Linked DNA regions of Homo sapiens: region 2 is linked to region 1. A link is an interaction called in ENCODE POLR2A ChIA-PET data of the cell type or tissue named here. Cell type or tissue: Panc1. All regions are shown on one strand. Each heading gives the region's core, and the rest is flanking DNA. Links, peaks and the distances in the headings are about the cores only.

What was found. ChIA-PET counts read pairs that join two places held together with the same protein. Peaks named below come from ENCODE experiments on the same cell type or tissue, not always from the same donor. Only the 100,000 strongest peaks of a DNase experiment are listed, where the experiment ranks them.
Region 2: POLR2A ChIA-PET joins it to region 1 with 11 read pairs; 3 of 35 experiments call an interaction of 5 or more read pairs at or near these places.

Annotation. Positions count from the first base shown.
Region 1 is chr12:68,435,800-68,438,726 of GRCh38, reverse strand. The region is part of intron 2 of LINC02384 (long intergenic non-protein coding RNA 2384); the gene reads left to right. Among named protein-coding and RNA genes, the nearest start is that of LINC02384, 14 kb to the left of the region's middle. In Panc1, for the core only: no CTCF peak of the experiment used is centred there; no DNase peak of the experiment used is centred there; H3K27ac peaks cover 2,500 bases.
Region 2 is chr12:68,564,154-68,567,080 of GRCh38, reverse strand. No RefSeq gene overlaps it. Among named protein-coding and RNA genes, the nearest start is that of RAP1B, 45 kb to the left of the region's middle. In Panc1, for the core only: no CTCF peak of the experiment used is centred there; a DNase peak (open chromatin) is centred at 1,450; H3K27ac peaks cover 2,500 bases.

The DNA of each region.
Region 1 (2,927 bases), core at 194-2,693:
CCCTTGTCTTTTCCAAGAAAAAAACAAAAACAAAAGCAAAATGTGAAAAGATCTAATCAGAAACAATGAAAAAGAGTAAGTTATCTGCTGCAGTTCTTCTATTTGGTCTCACCAGAAGCTGCTCACACAGTCATTTACTTCAGTTTGTCACTCCTGAGTCTGGCGCTGCCAGCCGCAGAGTGAAATCATTTCAGGTCAGTCATGTAACTGCTGACCCAGAGTTTATCCTAAACTGGGGCTATGAAAGGTAAAGGTAATGATATTTCATGCTTCTGAGCAAAAACTCAAGCCTCGTGAGGCTGAGGGAAGAATTGCCTTGACCTCAGGCCAGAGATGAAGACGAATTTATGCCACTTCTTCCTTTGCCATAATATTCTTTCCTTGTCCTCCCCCTGATTACAAATATAATACATATTTATTGGCCAGGTGCAGTGGCTCATGTCTGTAATCCCAGCATTTTGGGAGGCCAAGGCAGGCAGATTGCCTGAGGCCAGGAGTTCGAGACCAGCCTGACAAACATGGTGAAACCCCATATTTACTAAAAATACAAAAATTGGCTGGATCTGATGGTACGCCTGTAATCCCAGCTACTTGGGAGGCTAGGGCAGGAGAATCACTTGCACCTGGGAAGTGGAGGCTGCAGTGAGCCAAGATCGTGCCACTGCAGTCCAGCCTGGGCAACACAGCAAGACTCTGTCTAAAAAACAAAAAACAAAAAGCACTCCATATTTATTGTGAAAAATAAAAAAGAGAACAGAATGACTAAAAGAAGCTGCTCAGATCTTGGAAGAGTTTGGAAGGCTCTTTCCCAATTTTGATTCCTTCTTTTCCCCTTAATAAGCAGACTTTTAGAGGACTTTGTGGGTGGTGGTTGTGGTGGTAGTGGAAGACGGGGGTGCTAAGTTTGTGAAGTGGGGATGTTACATTCAAGTTCTTTTTCTTTTTTTTTTCCTTAAAAATTTTTTTTTATTGTGGTAAAATACTCATAACATTTACCATTGTAATCATTTTTAAGTGTGCAGTTCTGTGGCATTAATTACATTTACATTGCTGTTACCCATTGCTGTCATCCCCCTCCAGAAATTTTTCATTTTTCCCAACTGAAACTCTGTGCTCATTAACGATAACTGTCCAGCTCTTGGCTACCACTATTCTACTTTCTGTCTCTATGAATTTGACTATTCCAGGTACCTCACATCAGTGGAATCATACAGTATCTTTTTGTGATTTGCTTATTTCAGTTAGCTTAATGTCCTCCAGTTTCATCCATGTTGTAGCATGTATCATGTCAAAATCTCCTTCCTTTTTAAGGGTGAGTAATATTTCATTGTACATATATATCACATTTGCTTTTCCATTCATTTGTCAATTGACACTTGGGCTGCTTCCACCTTTTCGCTGTTGTGAATAGTGCTGCTATGAACACGGGTATACAAATATCTCCTTGAGACCCTGCTTTCAATTATTTTGAGTATACACTCAGAACCTTCCTTTTCTTTTAAACCTATATTCCACACCACTCACCTCTCTTGTTTCTAACACTATGCAATTACATAGCTGCCCATGGTTTCTAAATCCTGGCCCCTGAATCATTGTTCATGGTTGAAAAGTATGTGGTGGTTCCACCCATTATCCGATCCACCTGAAAGTGCCTTGAGACACGTTCGGCAATGTGCAATTGGGTTTCTGGGAGCTATGCTACCTGCTAGTTCTAGAAACATTAAATGTCACATGACTTAAATATTGCAATTAATTTTAGCATGACCAGAGGCAATATTTCTACTTCTTCACATAGGCGAGCTATGTCTAAAACAAATATCTTCTGAAGAGTAGGTCACAGTGCTGTGCATTACATGATTATATAATTGTGCAGGCTACTAATTGGAATGTAGAGTTAAAGTTACTGTAGGAGGTTTTTCAACTGAGTAGATTAAAGAACTCAAAGTTTATATTTCCTTTAGTTAGATTTTTAAAATAATAAAGTACTTAAATTCTAACAAAAGATACACAATTATAAAATAATTAGAAAGAAAAAAGATGATGTGATAAACAGACCACTTCTGTGCTTATAAGACAAAAGGAGAAAGAAAGGTAATAAAAAACAATTAAAACCAAAGTTATTTTCCCACTGATAATTTTATCTGTCTTTCTTTTCAAGTCCTTTAGTCTCAAAATTATTCACTCTTCCATGTCCTAGTCCAGGATGAATATTCTGTGCCTGAATTATTGCAATTTCAACAGCTAAAATCTATTGAACACTTAATTCCATGCCAAACACTGTTAGCCTAAAGCATGTATCAGCTTACTTTAACCCTTGTATCAACATTCTGAAGTCAGTTTTATCACTCGGGGCAACTGAATATCTAATATTCATTCTCCTCTCTTCTTGCTTGCCCACAGAGTGCAATTTTGCTTGGAGTATCAATGTATTCAATTAAATACTCATGTTCCCAGTCTCCATCACTGCTAAGAGGTCCGGTGATCCAGTTCTAGCAAATGGGATGTAAGCAGAAGTCTGCTGGGGGCTTCTGGGAAGCTTTTTTCTTTCCTGATAAAATGAGACACACATAGCTAGATTAAAGCTCTTGACGTGCCCCTGCTTCTTTCTGTTTTAAGTCTATGACCTAAGACAGAAATGTTATGGCTGGAGCTATAGCAGCCACCTTAGAAACACAAGGCAATGAGCCAACTTGCTAAGAAAGGCAGAGTTGAAAGCTAGAGAGAACCTGGAATCCTGGTGGCATTGCTGAGCAGTTGAATCATTCCCAGCAACTGCCTACCTCTCTACCTTCAGTTATAGGGGAAAAATAAACTATTTATTTAAGCTATGAGTAGACGGGTGTTTAGTTACTTGCAGCTGTAAGCCTTCCTAATCCCATGTTTCAGTTAAGGAAATAAAAGCCTAAGTAACTTACTAAAATATATAT
Region 2 (2,927 bases), core at 154-2,653, 130 kb before region 1:
CCGGCTACTAGGAAGGCTGAGACAGAAGAATCACTTGAATCTGGGAGATAGAGGCTGCAGTGAGCTGAGATGGCGCCACTACACTCCAGCATGGGTGACAGAGTGAGACTCTGTCTCAAAAAAAAAAAAAAAAAAAATCAAGGTGTCTCTCATTTTCAAGGATAATCAAATTTACCCTTTCATCCTGTGATTTTCTATGTAATAATATGTGTTTATTTCTTTTTAGGTCTGAATGCAGTTATATATACATTCTTTTACTCCTCTTATTAGAGAATCTAATGAACCTTCATTCTATCAAATGTTTCCCATGGTATATTTGTAGTTGGTATGATCATTAAATGCAGAAGAATGCTTCACTGACCAGTACCTCTCTTAAATCATGATTCGACATCATTTTTGTAATTTTACCAATGTTTTTATTTCCCTAAATCCCTAAAGATAGATTGGCTGGGTGCGGTAGCTCATGCCTGTAATCCCGGCACTTTGGGAGGCCAAATCCACTTTTGGCGGATCATGAGGTCAGGAGATTGAGACCATCCTGGCTAACATGGTGAAACCCCGTCTCTACTAAAAATACAACAAAATTAGCTGGGCGTGGTGGCGGGTGCCTGTAGTCCCAGCTACTAGGGAGGCTGAGGCAGGAGAATGCTGTGAACCCGGGAGACGGAGCTTGCAGTGAGCCGAGATCACACCACTGCACTCCAGCCTGGGTGACAGAATGAGACTCTGTCTCAAAAATAAATAAATAAATAAAAATAAAAAATAAGATAAAATAAGATAGATTTCGATTCTCCAAAACATTTCGTTTTCTATACTTATACATCCCAATTTCTGTATTTTCTTTACATTTTGTGCTTTATATAACTATTTGAAACAGTATGATCATAGGATGTCAAATGATGTCACAAGAAGAAAATACATAGAACTAGAGTCTTCTTGCATTTCATCGTGCTATTAACAGTAAACTCATTAACTGTGTTGCTTTTCAAAGTGTTCACAATGTTTGTTCATATTGCTAAGCAGAGAAACTGTTCTTTGGAAGGGAGTACAGATAATTTTCAGAAAGAACCATCATAAAACATGTTTGAGCTAGAAGCAAAAGCAAATAAAAGCTGCAAATGAACCAGTAAAAAAGAAAAAGAAAAGCATTTGCAAAATAAATTCTATGATGCACTTAGAGAAAAGCTGTATGACATTTCCTTCTGCTGTTATAATGATATACTCTTTGGTTGACCAGCTGACCAGCCAGCCCCTAAAGACTTCATATCCTGTTTTTCAATTATAGGACTACAAATCAATGCATCTCCAGTGTTGAGCAATGACATTTTGGGTCATTTAACTAACTCCCTTATGCAGGTTATCCTCCTTTATCAGCACCATAAAAATGAGACTGATGGTAGCATTTATAGTCACTGCAAAGAGTCACCTAATAAGCTGGTGAGTCATGACCTCATTCTTTCCTGTTGCCCAGCATTTCTAGCAAAGTTGAAACATTGAGGAAAAATGAACCACAGATTTTGTAAACAGATAAAGAAATATGGTGATAGGTTAACTCTGACATTAGAGCTAGAATGAGAAATCATCTGGAGCCATAAAAGCCTGCCAAACTTTTTCCTCTTAGAAAATTGCCTCATAGACAGTTTAAACCATCCTTATATGGTATTTTAATAACTTAAGAAAGATGATCCGTTAGGTTATTAAATTAAATCTTTGTGTTGCTACTATTGTAACATTAGATGAATGAATAACATGAATGTGTTTTTATGCTCTGCCATTGATATGGCTGGCATGGGAAAGGCTTCTTCCTTTGTTTTCAGGGCTTAAATTGTTCGATTGGACAGAATGGGAGAAATAACTGCATACTTAATAAATTCTTTCTGATGAGATGATGCTTTCAAAGAAATTCAGACTCAAGATCCCTTTTCTGAGGTTTGAATGATCAAAGGAGAAATCAGTATCTAAATCTATCTTTTTCTTCCTTGTTCTAAAAGAAAGTACATCTTATATCTATATCTATATCTATATATATTTGCTAGTGAATAAGGGAATAAGGTCTTATCGTAGGTAGGAGTAGCTATATTTGCAAATGATGTAAAATTTGGATTTACATGTGCCATCCCCAAATACGGTCATACATAGAGTTTCAGTGATAGGATGCATTCTGTGACTTGAAATGTGCATTTTTATTACTGAATTATATCACCATGAATTAATATTTTAGGATAAATCCTGCAATTATCTTTTGAATATTACATTGTATTGTGTGCATATTACATTGTGTTGTGAGAAAACCTACTGAAAGGGGTCAGATGTAATATTGTAGTGTGTGTGTGAGATCTACTGAAATCTCACCCCTTTCAGTAGATTTTCTCACCAGCTTTCAGTGATGGTGGTGATGGTGATGGGAACAGTTAAAAACATTACTTTGCTGAAGCTAACATTTATGTAATTTGTTGTAATACTATTTAGATATTTCTTCCCTTTTAATAAGATCAGAGGCTAAAAAAAAAAAAAAAGAGAAAAATAAAAAGTAACTCTTTCTTGATACCTGAGAGGCTTTGTAAATAAATACAAAGGAAAAATGTGAGAACTTAAATGATTTTTCCCTAGAAATAATTGTGTTTTTTAGAAGAGTGAAGTAAGATTCAAGGAGAGTCTCACCCAACAATTAGGCCAGAGAAATTGAAACAGAAAGAAAGAAAGAAAGAAAGAGGAAAAAGAGAGAAAGAGAGAAAGAAAGAAAGAAAAGAAAGAAAGAAAAAAGAAAGAAAGAGAAAGAAAGAAAGAAAGACATAAAAAGAAAATTCTTCCTGAGAAGGGCCCAAAATTTGCATTTCTAACAAGTTTCCAGGTAACACTGGTGCTCTTTGCCTGGGAACCACGCTTTGATAACTTAGTATATGTTAGCCCTATAGATCTGGTGAGAT